Linked DNA regions of Homo sapiens: region 1 is linked to region 2. Evidence: chromatin loops called from intact Hi-C (ENCODE). Cell type or tissue: CD14-positive monocyte. All regions are shown on one strand. Links, peaks and the distances in the headings refer to the core of each region. The heading gives the core; the rest is flanking DNA.

Region 1 (8,336 bases), core at 298-8,297, 220 kb after region 2:
CTGGTCTAAAAATGTCTTTTTTTTTTTTTTTTTTTTTTTTTTTAACACGGAGTCTTGCTCTGTCAACTAGGCTAGAGTGCAGTGGCATGATCTTGGCTCACTGCAACCTCCACCTCCCAGTTCAAGCGATTTTCCTGCCTTAGCCTCCCAAGTAGCTGGGATTACAGGCACGTGCCACCACGCCTGGCTAATTTTTGTATTTTTAGTAGAGACAGGGTTTTGCCATGTTGGCCAGGCTGGTCTCGAACTCCTGACCTCAGGTAATCTGCCCACCTCAGCCTCCCAAAGTGCTGGGATTATAGGCATGAGCCACTGTGCCTGGCCTTAAAAATGTCTTTATTCTATAGTTTGATGAATATAGGGTTCTAGATTAGCAATCATTTTCCTTCAGAATTTTAAAGCAAAGCCTCTAGCTTTCAGTGTTGCTGCTGAGAAATCTGAAATCATTCTGATTCCTGATTTTTTTGTGGGACTAAGTATTTCTTCCTGAGAAACAAGGATCTTTGTTCCTAGTATGCTTATATTCCATGATGACATCATTTAGTGTGTGTTTATTTTAATACACTGTGGTGGGCACTTGGTGAACCTATTTAAACTTGAAACTTGTATCTTTATTTCTCAAATTTTGTAGGTTTTAAAATAATTTTATTATTTTTTATGGGTATGTAAGTGTATATATTTATGGGGTGCATGAGATATTTTGATACAGGCATACAGTACCTAATAATCACATCAGGATAACGGGATTATCTGTCACCTCATTTATAATTTATTTATGTTACAAACATTCCAGTTATACTTTTAGTTATTTTTAGATGTACAGTAAATTATTATTGACTGTAATCACCCATTATGCTATCAAATACTAGAACTTATTCATTACATCTAACTATATTTTTGTACCCATTAGCCATCCCTGCATTCCTTCCCTAACCTTTCCTAGCCTCTGGTAACCATCATTCTACTCTGTCTCCATGAGTTCAGTCGTATTAATTTGTAGCATCCACCAATGAATGCTTATAGGTTTTTATTGATTTCCTCCCCTTCTTTTTCCTTCTGCTCTCTTTTTAGAACAATAGTACTTTTAATGTTTTCTTTTTCCTTTATATTCTATTTTATCTGTAATTGCTTTTCTCTTTTTTTGTTTCATGTTAGATGCTTTCCTTGGTTGTCTGCTCACACTTAAAAATTGGGAACTAACATGGATTAAAGGCCTGGAGTGGAGCTTGTTGATGTTGAACTTTGCCAAAGGGCCATCTATTGGGCCATTTTTGTTGAGAAAACTTTTTGCGTCTGTATCTTTAGTTATTTCCCATTGAGCTGGTCATTGCTCAGAGAACAAAGACTCTTCCAATCTCCCAAGTGCTGAATGAGGCCCTGCCAACGTTCTGGGATTCAAAGGAATAGGGCTGTGGTGAGGCTCAGGACAGACAGGTGTGTGTGTGTGTGTTTCAATATCCAGTATGTATTTGCTCACTGCGTCTCTGTTTTGAGTATAGTACCTCTGCCCAAACTGCCTGGCATCCCATAATCTAGAGACCTTCTATTTTACCCTTTTCAGAAAATAAACTTTTTATTTTTTGGAGACAGAGTTTTGCTCCAGGCTGGAGTGCAGTGGACGATCTTGGCTCGCTGCAACCTCTGCCTCCCTGACTCAAACGGTTCTTGTGCCTTAGCCACCTGAGTAGCTGGGATTACAGGCGCACACCACCATGCCTGTCTAATTTTTGTAGTTTTAGTAGAGATGATGTTTCATCATGTTGGCCAGGCTGGTCTCGAACTGCTGGCCTCAGGTGATCCGCCCATCTCAGCTTCCCAAAGTGCTGAGATTACAGGTGTGAGCCACTGCACCTGGCCTAAAAAAAAAAACTATCATTTTGAGAGGGTACTGTGTAATGGAGGCTGTTTTGCTGCATAGAGTTGCAGAGAGCATCTGATTACTTAAACCTTGCACCAATTCTTATTTTAATGTCTACCCTTCTACCCCTTATTGCTAGAGGCACCTGAAGCCACTAGTTTCTGAGCCTTTTAGGGATTCCATGATATAAATTAGGTTGTGAGTTTTTGTTGTTGTTTGGGGGTTCTTGTGGGTTTTTTTCTTTTTCTACCGCTGGCTCAGAATTCAGTTTTTCAGAGTCTACTACATTATTTACTGTTGATCTACCTATTTTCCAGCTTCTAACGTTTTATTCCTGTTTCCTCTTTTCTTCCATCCTTTTAGGTTTATATCTTAAAACAAAAACCTTTACCGTCATTTAATGGGATTTTTGGGAGGGAGTGGAGGTAGGTATACGTGCTTCATCTACCATCTTAACCTGGAAAGCATGTATTTTAATTCTGTGGTTTTGTATTTATTTCTTAAATTAAGAAGGTGTAGTGTATGGCACTGTGGTCATATGAATACTGGCTCTAAAGACAGGCAGACTTGATTTTGAATGTTGGCTCCAATACTTACGAGATGGGTGATTTTCAGCAAGTGAGCTCCGAATCTCATTTTCTTTAACTATAAAATTAGGATAATAGAAACATCTCTCTACTTCAAAGTGTCGTAAGGATTAAGTGAAAAAATGCAAGTAGAGCAGCTGGCACAATTGCTTGACATTTGGTAAATGTTATTAATGGCTAGTCTTTGGTATAAGGCATTTAGAAGTGATTTGTGCTGGCATTCACAGCATAGACAGATCTCATTCCTATTTCCAGATGCTCTGAGATAGCATACTCATCCTCTAATTGTGTACAAACTTCAAACTTACCAAACACTTAAGTTCATTATCTAAAAATAGCCTTAACCAATCAATAATAATGCCATTTTACAGGTGGAGAGGTTGAGACTGCAAGTTTCAGTGGCCAATGAGTAGCAGCTGGCCAAGGCCTAGGGGACTTTTTTTTTTTTTTTCATTTAAAAAAATTATTTCTAGTCAGTCTGTGCTTATCCAGGGGACTTTTAATGTTTATTTATTCCTTGTACCCCATCCTTACATGCTTTTCTTGGAGGAAAATAGTGTAATTGTTACCCTGGATTCTAGTGTATGTTCAGGCTGGAGTAAGAGAAAATGTGATGGTTCAGTTTTTGTGACCAGCTTTTTAACTTTCAGGCCATAAACGCCACAGAGGGGCTCAATACTTGGAATAAGCAGTTCTAAAATAGTACATTAAGAAACAGTTGGGGAGATATATACAGTTTGTTTGTTTGAATATGTAACATGAAATAAGAAAGAACCATAGCAAATTTGAGTTTGGTAAACTCTTGAAAGGGGTACGTTGAAAGAAATGGGGATAGTGAAAAATGTTTATTCTCCACAAACAGGTTACCAGCTTAGTAGGAATGCTGCTCCTAAGTTAAGGTAGTGTACTTCCTGCTGTCAGTGCAACATTAAAAAAAAAAACTGCTTTATCATTGCTCTTTATAGTTCTTCTGTGGAGTAAGTTAGCATTACAGTTAACATGTTCAGCAGTTCACAGGCTGGAAAATTTGGGCCTACATTTGGAATGAAGAACAAGTACAGGAATCAGGACTTCTTGTTCTCTTCCCCCTCTTTGCTTGAGCTAAGCTTGTCTCTTACAAGATCCAGGCACCATTCTTTTTACTCTATTTTGCTTTTATAGCTTGATCATGTCATAAATTCTGCATGTAGCTCAGTCGTCAAGCCACTAAAGCAGGGGTTGGCAAGCTTTCTGTTAGGGGCAAATGGTAAATATTTTAGGCTTTGTGGGCTCTTACGATCTCTCAGCTGCCAACTGCAGTTGGTAGTATGAAAGCAGCCAGGGACAATATGCAAATGAGTGGGTGTGGCTGTGTCCCAATAAAACTTTATTTACAGAAAAGATGGCTGGCCGGATTTGTCCTACAGGACACCTTCTAAAGTAAAGAGTAAAATTTGGCTAAGTGTGAAATGGTCACCAAATCACTTTTATTACTTTAAAGATGTTCATTTTATCATAGATCAAAGCCCTGAGATTACAAATTCATTCATCAGCGTTACTGAGTTCCTGCTATGTGCCAGGCACTGTGCTAGGAGTTGAGGATATGGACGGGCAGGGGGACTGCCTTTTTGAGGTCTATAATCTGCCATAAGATGCCATGTGAGTAAATATCTCAAAGACCTGAAAACCTTGCTGGAGGCTCAGAGAGAACTTACCTGAAAACATGACATTTAAAGGAACCTGAAGGGATAGGTCCAGGTTATCTAGGGTGACTAGGTAAAGGGAGGGTCAGGCAAAGATCATGTTGATCAAGGTGGGGAGTTCAGAATTGTCCACTTAAAACAATATTGGATGCAATATGGGTACTGTATTTGAAGGAGAGGTCAGAGGGGTATATGAGCAGCTCAGCATTTATTTAGATACGTGTAGTGAGGAAAGAAAGGCATCAAAGAAGACTCCCTGATTTCTGGTTTAAGTGCAGGGTTGACGGTGCCATTCGCTGAAGTAAGGAACAAGTTTCAAGGGGAAAATAATGGGTTCGATTTTGAGCCTGGGAGGCAGTAGGGAGGACTCCCTTAGGAAGAGACACATAAAGTAAGGTTTGGGTGAATAGGAATTGGCCAGATAGAGCGGGGCATCTTTGAAAAAGTGTTAAAGCAGATGTATTTGAGGAAGAAAGACCAGTGTGACTGAAGTGTGTTGTGCACAGAAGAGCAAGAAAGCCTCAGTCCTTCCAGAAACTCCTGTTATTTATTGTGTTTTCATACTTGAGTCTTAAGAGATTCCATTCTGACATCTGCTGGCTATTGTGTATACTGCAGTTCCAAATTCCACTACACAAGAACAACCTTTAATAACGTATTTTTTGAAATTTGTCATAATAAATTTGAGATAAAACACAAGACCTTTTCCTTACTCTGTGTTATGGACATCACCCAGGAGACAGTGAACAGTTGCTACTTACATGCTACTTGTGTATGCTCAGTATTACAGATATGCCTATGTGGTGTCAGTTGCCTACTTTAGCATAAGTACACAAAACATAGAAATCACATATGTAAAAGTTGAATATACTTGTTACTGAGATGTAAAACATTACAAAATCATTTATGCACTTTGTCTTTTAAACATACGAAATATTTTCAGAGTTATGAAATATGTTCTTAAATTGTTTCTTTCATTCAGAAATAAAACACAGCTGGTTTTAGTCCAACAGTCATTATAAGGCTAAAAAGATCTACTTTAAGCGTGTCTAATAGTTTTTCATCTTTTTCTCAGTCACATTAGTAATAGTAGAGTTGACCCTTGAACAACACAGATTTGAAGTGCACAGGTCCACTTACGTGCAGATTTTTTTCAAAAAATGCGTTGAAAAATCGGAGATTTGCAACAATTTGAAAAAAGCACACATATGTAGTCTAGAAATATTGAAAAAATTTAAGATAAAGGATGTCATGAATGCATAAAATATATGTAGATTGTAGTCTTACTCATAAAATGCACACATCTATTATAAAAAATTAAGATTTATCAAAACTTATGTACACAGACCATACATAGCACAATTTGAGGTCAAGAGAAAGATGCAGTATTAAATCATAACTGCATAAAATTATCTTTTGTAATAGTGTAATACAGTAAGTCCATAGCCACCTCTTGTTGCCACTGCAGGGAGCTCAAGTGTTATAGGTATCCACTTAAAATGCCATGTGACACTCATCTCTGCATGAGCAGTTCCTCGCTCCAGTAAATTGCAAATCAAAGTAAAAGCGATCCCTCTCTGTCTCATGTATTTTTTGTGTTTAATACCATACCACAAAACTTTGAATAACTCCATGGGATCTATACAGAGTGCCACTAGTGATGCTGGAAGTGCTCCCAGGAAGCAGAGAAAAGTCATGACATTAAAGGAAAAAGTTGAATTCTTGATATGTACTATAGATTGAGGTCTGCAGCTGTAGTTGCTCTGATTTCAGACACGACTAATCTTGTAAACAGACAACCTAAACTTAGAATCTAAATAAATACGGTATAGTACTGTCAATGCTTTTTCTCTCTGTGATTTTCTTAACATTTTCTCTAGCTTACTGTGTTGTAAGAATACAGTATATAATAGATAATGATACAAAATACATATTAATCTATTTTTTATGTTATCGGTAAGGTTTCTGTGCAACAGTAGGCTATTAGTAGTTAAGTTTTTGGGGAGTCAAAGTTACATGCAGATTTGTGACTGTGCAGGTGTCGGGGCCCCTAACTCCCACGTTTGTTCAAGTGCGGGGTATTTTCATTTCCACTTAAGTATATAGAGGCCAAAAATGCAAAAAAGAAAGAAACTATTACATAAACAGATGTACAAAGATAATACTGCATTTGAAATACAGTCACTTGAAATGTTCACTAATCAGCTTACATATTCAAGTATAAATTCGGTGAACAAAATGATTTAGGGACAGCGATATGTAATGTAAAAATTGTGGGTTGTTGGAAAGTAGAGATCTGTCTACATGGAAAGAATACTAGAATTAGGATTTCAATGTCCTAGATTATAGTTTCAGCTCTGCTATTTATCATGTGACTATGTGAGTCAGATTTTTTAGTTGCAAACACCAAAATCCAATTTTGACAGAAAAAGAAAAGTATTTTATTAAAAGGATAACAGGGAGTTCAGTATCACCAGGAGGCCTAGAGAATTAGGCTTGGAGAGTAGGCAACTGGAACATCACCCTTTGTTCCTTGGTCATACTCCACAGAGCTGGGGCAGTGAGGACGCCATTTCTGCTGAACATTAGGTGCCACCACTTACTTTGCCAAAGCCACATGCACAGAACCCTGGATCATGGCAGCCAGTGTTGCTCTAAGAACTTGCCGCACTTGCCATGGTCCCAGAGAAAATTATTCCAGAGACTTTATTGTGTCTCTGGTACTTAATTCAAAATCAAGAGTAATTTGTAGCATGATAGAATCACAAGGAGAAGCAGAGAAAATACCTGGAATTTCCACTTCTATAGTGAAAGGCATGTTCTGCTTCCCAGCAAACTCATAAACAAGGAATTCCCAAATGTAGGAAGGGACCTCAGATGCTGGGCAGCCAAAAAGCATGGCATGTCCACTATGTTGACCTGGGACACCACTCTGTGTGAGCCTACTTTTTCTGGAAAGCAAAGTAAATAAAGCTCCCATGGCTGAGGAGATTTTGTGTGTTCACTTATACATTTGCCAGTAAACACCAGCCAGGTGCCAGTGTATAAAGATGAGTAAGTTTCCTCTCGAGTCTAATGGTAGGATAGAGGCATGCAGAGGTGAGATGAGGGCAGAAAGAAGAGAGGGCTCAACTGTAGTTTGTGAATGATGTTCTTATATTTAAGTAGTTATATTTTTGGCTGGGCGCATTGGCTTACACCTGTAATCCCACCACTTTGGGAGGCCGAGGCAGGTGGATTACCTGAGGTCAGGAGTTTGAGACCAGACTAATCAATATGGTGAAACCCTGTCTCTACTGAAAATGCGAAAGCCTGTAGTCCCAGCTACTTGGGAGGCTGAGACAGAAGAATCGCTTGAACCCAGGAGGTGGAGGTTGCAGTGAGCTGAGACTGAGCCACTGCACTCCAGCCTGGGCAACAGAGCGAGACTCTGTTTCAAAAAAAAAAAAAAAAAAAAAAAACCCCTGGCCAGGTGTGGTGGCTCATGCCTGTAATCCCAGAGCTTTGGGAGGCTGAGGCGGGCGAATCACCTGAGGTCGGGAGTTTGAGACCAGCCTGGCCAACATGGTGAAACCCCGTCTCTACTAAAATACAAAAATTAGCTGGGCCTAGTGGCTGGTACCTGTTAATACCAGCTACGGGGGAGGCTGAAGCAGGACAATCGCTTGAACCTGGGAGGTGGGGGTTGCGGTGAGCCAAGATCATGCCATTGCACTCCAGTCTGGGCGACAAGAGCAAAACCCCATCTCAAAACAAACAAAAATTCCCATGTGGCACGTGATGCTTGCCCCACTAATAGGGAAGACAGCTTGCTCTTGTAGGACACTGCTGTAGCACTTTGAAAGTCAGCTGTTTTATACAAATACCAAAATGATAATGTTAGCTGGCACAAATCCAGAAACTCAAGCTTTTGATTGTTTATTGACAGTCATATCTGGACTGCCAGTTTCATGGAGTAAGATACTTTTCAAAGGATTAAATATGGCATAGCTTTGTCAGTCAGCAAGGTAAATCATCAGGCTCATTGCAGTGTGAGACTACCCCTGTGGTCTTTCTACTATACCTAGCTACTGTACAACTTTGTGTCTTAAAATAAATTGTTGGCTTTAGGTTTTAGTGTTTGGTTTTCTTATTTATAAAAGAGACCAGCTACATGGTAACTTAGACCTCACCCAGAATCATACCACATTCACCATATGGTAATAATAG
Region 2 (8,336 bases), core at 136-8,135:
CTTGTTGCCCAGGCTGGAGTGCAGTGGTACGGTCTTGGCTCACCGCAAGCTCTACCTCCCAAGTTCAAGCGATTCTCCTGCCTCAGCCTCCTGAGTAGCTGGGATTACAGGCATGCACCACCACGCTCGGCTAGTTTTGTATTTTTAGTAGAGACAGGGTTTCTCCATGTTGGTCAGGCTGGTCTCGAACTCCCAACCTCAGGTGATCCACCCACCTCAGCCTCCGAAAGTGCTGGGATTACAGGCGTGAGCCACCGTACCCGGCCCCTTTTTCCTCTGTCTTTTAAGATTTTATATTTATTGTCCCACAGTTTCACTACAATATGTCTAGAAAGAATTCTTGCTTGGGTTTGTTGGGCTTCTTAAATCATGGCTTGGTGCCTTTCTTCAATTCTGGAAAGTTCTCAGCTATTATGTCTTCAAATAGTCCCCCTTACACCATATGATATGCTTATATGGTATAAGCGTACCATATAGTTAGCCAGAGTTCCTGAAGAAACTGGGACTATTTTCTTTAGGAACTCTGGCTAACTATATGGTATGCTTTTTCTCTCTATGCTCTGTGTTACTAAATCTCCTTTTCATATTTTCAATCTCTGTGTTTTCCAGGTCTGTATTCTAGTTAGTTTCTTTGCTTCTATTTTCCAATATGTGAATTATCTCTATAGCTGTGCCTAATGTGTTCTCATGGAGGACAGTTTGACAGGGTCTGACATACTATAATTTATTAACATTATCAATTTTACTTTTTCAAAATGTCATTTTAGAAGGTGATACACTTATTTTGACAATGTTTCTATCACTTAAAACATTTTTTGAATTCTTTAGAAAATACCTTCTAACCCATTTATCTTTTTTATTGCCAAATTCCTTATATTGTGGTCTCTATTAAATTCATAATTTTAATTTTTACATTCTGTGTCACCCCCTCCTTCTCTGTATTGAGAAGTCCTTGAGGGTGACAGTGGTTATGCTACCTGGTAAGCTGATTTAACTCATATTTAACTGAAAGATATGAGAAATTACCTCATTTAACACGGATATGTCATCTATCTGTAAAATTACTTTAAGTCCTACACAAATGTAGGGCATACTAGATGAAGTAAGAAGACTGAAAAATTAAAACACTGAAGTATTTTCACTCATCACCCTGATAAACATGAAAAAGAATGGCAGTATGCAGTGTTGCCAAGGGTATGAGGAGACAGGCATGTGTCTAGAATGTAGGAATCAGAATATAGTAATGAGAATTAGTATGATCTTTGCAGAGGGCAATTTAACAATAGATATAAAAATCTTCATAACAATAACTCATTCTAGGGATTTATCCTAAAGATATAAATATAAAATATTTGTTCAAAGAGGTTTTATTTAAACTAATGAAAAATGTTAATGTTGTAGAAATATATTTATTAACATAAGCAGTTCACAATTTACTGTAAGAAAAAAAGCAAGCTACAAAACAGTGATTCCATGTTTATATTAAAATAAACATACACAAATTAAAAATTTCCTTAGATATCCATTTAATCTCTGGGATCATAAGCAATGTTTAGGTATTTTTTGCTCATTTATTGCCTAGGTTTTACACAATGAGCATATATGTTAATTGTGTAATTTAAAATTATGGAATTAAGTGCAAGAGTTCCTAACCACCTTTTACAAAACTGTTATGAGAAAATACATTCTAGATTCAAACAAAAACTAAGCAATATATCCCTTATTCTAACAGCTCTAAAATCTGTTCTTCTCATTATACTCCCACCTAAAATCCCACATCCAAAAAGTAGAAATAGCTGCTTCTGAATTCCTGAAAGTATCGGTAGGAGGTTGGGAGGAGAGGGGCCGGGATATGAAGAGAGAAACTGAATATTTGAGGACAGACTGTTCGTGTTTTGAGGGAAACTTTAGGAATAGGGCTTGGCTGAAGGAAGGAGGCTGCGAGGTTCCATGAATAAGTTTCAGCAAAATAGTTTCTCCTCTCACCAGTTTTCCACCTTATTCAGGTGTGCATCCACTGCTACATGCTCCAACCAATTGCTGTTGAGACCCCAGAGACCCCAGCACCACGTGTGATTAGGAAGCGCTTCCATCATTGAAATGGAATAGAGTCTACTTGCTCACAGTAACTCCTGTTTCTATTCCTTTGCTCCTTCCTTAGCAACTTCAGGTCTTTCTTCAGTAAAATTTTTTGCTTTGTAAACCTATTTTTTTTCACCTCCTGTAACATGATATGCTGCCCTTCTACGACCTTTGACATACCAATCATCTCCATCTGAAATACTTCTATCCCTTTCCCAACCCTATCTTGACTAATTTATTTCGTACTCATTTTTATTTTCATTTAGGTGCCACTTCCTCAGGGAATCCGTGAACACAGTGTCCATAACAGATTCCTTCAAGACTTTATCTCAATTAACAAATATATTTTATGCATTATTTAGTAAGGCTATCTACTATCTAGTTGAACCATTAAGTCCCAGGCTCAATGAAAACAGTGCCATTAGCTGGTTTTGCTCAGCATGGTTACTCCTGCATTTGGAACATAGCAAGTGCTCAACAAATATACGCCGAATGAGAGAATGAATGAATGAACAACTGAGTAAACAACTAGCAACCGAGAGGCTTGGTGGGGTAAGAATTACATTAACTATGTCACCTCATGGTGGAACTGTGCACATTTTTTCTTTTGATGGCGGACTTGTGTACTGACAAGACAAAGTTTTAAATAGATACGATTTTGGAAAGTTCCCTTTAAAGCAAAGCCATACAATAAATATTTAATCAGCCAAGAAAAAGGCTGTAGTCTAGCCTGGGGACTTCACAAATGACCCAAATCATGAGAGCCACGTCTCTACAGTGTCTTAGTACTGTATCTTCCTTGAGCAAAGGAACGCACTTGCCCCATCATGGCAAGTTCAGGTACAGAGTGCAAGGAATCTACAGCTTTCCTACCCCGACACAGGTTTAGGTAGGAAAACGCGAGCCTAGGATGATGGGGAGAAAGCGGGCATTTATTCAAAATGTATTTACTGAGCACCTACTGTGTACCAGAAAGCCCTAGTTGTGGGCTGGCTCTGACAGGTCCGCTGTGTAGCTTCGGGCATTTCTCCTTCACAGAGCCCAAGTCCTGAAGGCGAGCAAGTGGGGCCCCGCCTGCCTGCCTCAAAAAGCTGGGCTGGGGATTCCAAGGGCGAGAATGCGCTTCAGAAAGTGCCAGGAGGCACGAAGGCCAGCGGCCCCAAACGGCCTCGCTAACCTCGGCCCGGGCGCGGGGAGCGAGCCCAGGACGGCCGTCCGCTGGCAGCAGAGCCGGGCGGAGGCGGGCGCCCGCCCTCCGAGGGGCCGCGCTTACCCGTCGGGCGAGTACTCGAGGTTGAAGACGGCGCCGTGGGTGCGGGTGCTGAGGTACACCGAGTCCGCGGGGTGGATGGAACCGTAGAGGCTAGTCATGGTGCGAAAATTGTCCCGCGCCGGGTCCACGAACAGCCCGCGGCCCAGGCTGCGCTCTTTCAGCCACCCGAACAGCCTAGCGCCAGGGCCGCCCAGGCCCGCGCCGAGGCCGTGTCGGCCCCGGCTCTTGGCCCTGCAGTCTGGCCCGGGCCGCCGGCACGGAGGGGAGGGAGGTGACGGCTCTCCCGGGGCGGAGGCAGTTGAGGACTCCGGAGCTCCAGGCAGCCCTAGCTCTCCGGAGCGCGGGGCCGGGGACAGCGATGGGGCGCCGGGGCGGCGAGGGCTTCGGGCGGGTGGAGGGGGATGGGTCGCATCAGCCCCGGGATGTAGTGGCGAGGGCGGCCCGGTGGCTGCTGCCTGCCCCTCGTGGGGCGTCGGCTCCTCAGCCCCGGCTCCGGCCGATCCGTCCCCTCCAGGGCTATGGGGCCCAAAGGGAAACATGATCAACGCCCCCGCCCCCCGCTCCGGGCCACTGCCCCGCCGGCCGACACCTCAGTGCCCCTGTTCAGCTGCCACTTCCGGCGTGCAGCGGCCTAACCCCACCGGCTGGAAACCCGCGCCGCCCCTCGGCCACCGTCCGCCGGGGACCGGGAAAGCTGAGACACCGCCGGGTTTGGGGCGCCGCAGTCCCGGGAACGGAGGTAGGGAGCGAGTAGTTACCTGTGTGAGCGACTGAGCATCTGGGCACCTGATCTGGGTGGCAGAGTCGGTCTGTAGTTGTCAGTGACCGGTGGCCGCGTGCCTGGGGATGAGTGGCCTGACCAGTCAGTCCTGTGAGGCTGAGTATGTACTGGTGTCTCCACTTTACACTGGGATCAGCGAGGGATTAAGAATTAGTGCATTACGTGCAGGCCACACACAATAGGTGACATGCCACTCTTTTTTTTTTTTTTTTTTTCCGAGATGGAGTCTCGCGCTGTCGCCCAGGCTGGAGTGCAGTGGCGCGATCTCGGCTCACTGCAACCTCCGTCTCCCGGGTTCAAGCAATTCTCTGCCCCAGCCTCCCGAGCAGCTGGGATTACAGGCGCCCACCACCACGCCCGGCTAATTTTTTGTATTTTTTAGTAGAGATAGGGTTTCACCATCTTGGCCTGGCTGGTCTTGAACCTCGTGATCCACCCGCCTCGGCCTCCCGAAGTGCTGGGATTACAGGCATGAGCCACCGCGCCTGGCCAGCATGCCCAACTCTTAAAGGCACAACAAGTTCAGGGTGACCACAGGCAGCTTCTTCCAAAACCTATTTGTCACAAGGCAAAGGAGAGACTGAGAGGAAACAGGTTTGGATGTGCTACCCAAGGAATGGCTGAGATAGCCAGTCTGTGTATCTGGGCTTAAATGAAAGATGGCAAATAGGTGATAGTTACTTTTCTGGGTCAACTTGACTGGGCTAACAGATGCCCAGATAGCCTGGAAAACCATTATTTCTGTGTGTGCCTGTGAGGGTGTTTCCAGGACAGATTAGCATTTGAATCAATAGAAGATCTGCCCTCACCATTGTGGACAGGCATCATCCTATTCATTAAAGACTGAAAAGGAACAAAAAGGCAGAAGGGTGATTTAACTTTCTCTTAAGTTGGTACATCCATCTCCTGCCCTTAGACATCAAAACTCGGTTCTGCGGGCTTTGGACTTGGGGACTCATCGTCAGTTTTCAGGCCTTCAGTCTTGGACCGGGAGTTATACCATTAGCTCCTCTGATTCTCACACCTTCAGACTCAGACTGAATTACACCACCAGATTTCCTGGTTCTCCAGCTTGCAGACTGCAGATCATGGGACTCCTCTACAATGATATGAACCAATTCCCATATTAAATGTTCTCTTATATCTATATCTCCTATTGGTTCTACTTCTCTGGAGACCCCCTGGATGGGTCCAATCTACTGTAGCAGCCTACTTGCCTGGCATTCACACTCTTCATGTGTATGCCAGCACGTATATTCTACTGAACCCATCCTAGAAGTCCTAGGCTGTCGAATTTTGTAGCTGTTACTTAGCTTTCCTTGCCTACTAGCCGGGGTAGGACAACTATTTGAGTAACCAGGCTATAGATTAGCCACTGGTCCATGAGGCTGCCAGACCAAAAGTCTTTGCCCATACAGACTCATGCTCTTGGGAATTTGAATTGGGAAATCAGAAGTGAGGCAGTTGGCCATGATGGTTGGGATTGAAAAGTCATAAGGCAGAGTGAGGCCGCTGGAGTCCTGAGCAAACCAAAGGAGTAAGAGAAATCATGAGAAAGCAGCAGCCATGAGAGAACAGACTTGGGATAGACGGTGAGAAAGAAAGTTGATGGTAGGAGGAGATACAGATACATAAAAAGAGACAGACTCAGAACAGGTTAGACTTGTTCTTGGCAGAGTCCCCCTAGGGTCTTCCTGCAGAGTCCCTTGAGGTACCAGAATGATGGCTGCTCAATTTCAGTTTCAGTTTCCTGTGGGATGATCACTTGATTTCACAATACCTGAACCAGGACTTATGCACTGACAAAAAGAATCAAGGGCCAGACACAGTGGCTCACACCTGTAATCTCAGTGCTTTGGGAGGCCAAGGTAGGAGGATCTTTTTTTTTTTTTTCAGGGTCTCACTCTGTTGACCAGGATGGAGTACAGTAATACAGTCATGGCTCACTGCAGCCTCAACCTCCCAAGCTCAAGCAGCAGGAAGATCTTTTGAGGGTAAGGAGTTTGAGACCAGCCTGGGCAACATCATGAAACTCTGTCTCTCTATGAAAAATAACAAAATCATTCCGGTGTGGTGATGCATGCTTGTAGTCCTAGCTGCTCGGAAGGCTGAGCCAGGAGGATCCCTTGAGCCCAGGAGTTCAAGGTTACAGTGAGCTGTGATCACCCTGCACTTCAGCCTGTTGCACTTCAGCCTGAGCAACAGAGTGAGACCCCATCTCAAAAATTAAAAAAAAGAATTGGCACTTTGGGAGGCCGAGGCGGGTGGATCATGAGGTCAGGAGATCGAGACCATCCTGGCTAACAAGGTGAAACCCCGTCTCTACTAAAAATACAAAAAATTAGCCGGGCGCGGTGGCGGGCGCCTGTAGTCCCAGCTACTCTGGAGGCTGAGGCAGGAGAATGGCGTGAACCCGGGAAGCGGAGCTTGCAGTGAGCCGAGATTGCGCCACTGCAGTCCGCAGTCCGGCCTGGGCGACAGAGCGAGACTCCGTCTCAAAAAAAAAAAAAAAAAAAAAAAAAAAAAAAAAGAATTGGAATGACAACCAAGAAAACAAATGTGTCCTTTCAACCAGGGAGCCTTCTGTAGCCCAAAGAAAACAATGTACTCAAGGAGTAAAGTGATCCTATCATATAAGCTTATTGAAAAATAAAAAGCAAACATTCATATAATGTTTAGTGTATGCCTAATATTATGCTGAGTAAAGTGATCCTATCATATAAGCTTATTGAAAAATAAAAAGCAAATGTTCATATAATGTTTAGTATATGCCTAATATTATGCTGAGTTAAGTGATCCTATCATATAAGCTTATTGAAAAATAATAAGCAAACATTCATATAATGTTTAGTATGTGCCTAATATTATGCTAAGCTGGTTCATATATATTAACTCAAAACTCAAGGTATGTTGGTACGATTATTATCCCCATTTTAGAGATGAGAAAACACAGACACAAAAAAGAAAAGTCAGCCTGAGAGTGGTAAAGCCAGGATTCAAATCCAGGCAATCTAGCTCCAGGTTCCATGCTCGTAACCAGGTGCTACACACACATTTGTAGATTGGCTTGGATCTATAGCTATCGCTGTACATACAAGCTCCTTGCCAAGGATGGCAACTCAATAGTATTTTTTAAAAACCTCCAAATCTAAGCCAATCTACAAATATCAGGTCTGGCTCCCCTTTTCTTCTGAACACTTTTAAATTCTGAACCTTTGAATAACTGTAATCCCATGAAAAAGAACAACTTCCATTTGTTGAGTAAGTGCTTCACCAGGCTTATTGGTAGGAGCTTTGCAAGCATTGTCTCTAAATTTCCCTTTACTGGGGGCAGCCATAACTTGGCAACTACGAGGAAATGCAAGCTCAGTATTGCCACAGCTACAGATTTTTCAAAAAATGCCACATGTGGAAGTTCAAAATGAGGCCTGCTGTGGGCTCAATGATGCCACAAGAAATAGGACATAGGATGATATACCTAACACAGCAAGGAGATGCCTTGTGTGGCCATCAGTAGATCTTTGAGAAAAGACAGAGTCACTCTGTTTTACAGGCGTGAGCCACTGTGCCCAGCCTCATATTCTCTTTATTTAAGAAGATACCGGAGGTTATGGACCTCTAGCAAAATGGACAGGTAAAGCAAGAAAGTGGAATAAAAGTGATCTAAGTGGATCTAAGAAGGAGAGCAGTGCAGGAAGGTATAAAAGACAGGTGTACAAAAAGGGAGGGAAATATGACACATGCTACAACGTGTATGAACCTTGAGAATATTATGCCAAGTGAAATCAGCCAGTCACGAAAGGATATATATACTGTATGTTTCCACTTCTATGCAGTACCTAGAGTCGTCAAATTCACAGAGACAGAAAGAAGAATGGTGGATGCCAGGCACTAGGGTGAGGTGGGGATGGGGAGGTATTGTTTCATGGGTACAGAATTTCAGTTTTGCAAGATGAGAAGAGTTCTGGAGATGGATGGTGGTGATGGCTGCACAACAGTATGAATACACTTAACACTGTGTATGTACTGAATGTACATGTAAAAATTGTTAAGATGATAAATTTTGTTATGCATATTTTACCACAATTAAAGAAAAGACAGCTGTGCAGCAGGCCTGAAGAGCAGCCCCCCCAAAGTGGGAGGAGCACAGAGTGGGAAGTCTCCAGAGGAAAAATGGAAATGGAATGTTGCAATCTATTA

Evidence for each region. Hi-C counts contacts between places; a loop is a spot of excess contacts. Peaks named below come from ENCODE experiments on the same cell type or tissue, not always from the same donor. Only the 100,000 strongest peaks of a DNase experiment are listed, where the experiment ranks them.
Region 1: it touches region 2 in a loop (4-fold over the local background); 21 of 110 quality-filtered maps call a loop at or near these places.

Annotation. Positions count from the first base shown.
Region 1 is chr9:37,579,136-37,587,471 of GRCh38, reverse strand. No RefSeq gene overlaps it. Among named protein-coding and RNA genes, the nearest start is that of FBXO10, 6.9 kb to the right of the region's middle. In CD14-positive monocyte, for the core only: CTCF peaks have their summits at 4,349, 4,549 and 4,748 (motif pointing left); no DNase peak of the experiment used is centred there; H3K27ac peaks cover 507 bases.
Region 2 is chr9:37,796,425-37,804,760 of GRCh38, reverse strand. DCAF10 (DDB1 and CUL4 associated factor 10) reads right to left here and starts at 3,964. Exons shown (of 7, transcript NM_024345.5): 1 at 3,356-3,964. The coding sequence starts at 3,894. It overlaps LOC105376037 (a long non-coding RNA gene), which reads left to right and starts at 3,870. Exons shown (of 3, transcript XR_929599.3): 1 at 3,870-4,094; 2 at 6,033-6,130. RefSeq lists enhancers at 2,833-2,882, 3,834-4,435 and silencers at 3,193-3,252, 3,473-3,992. In CD14-positive monocyte, for the core only: no CTCF peak of the experiment used is centred there; a DNase peak (open chromatin) is centred at 3,990; H3K4me3 peaks cover 2,536 bases; H3K27ac peaks cover 1,202 bases.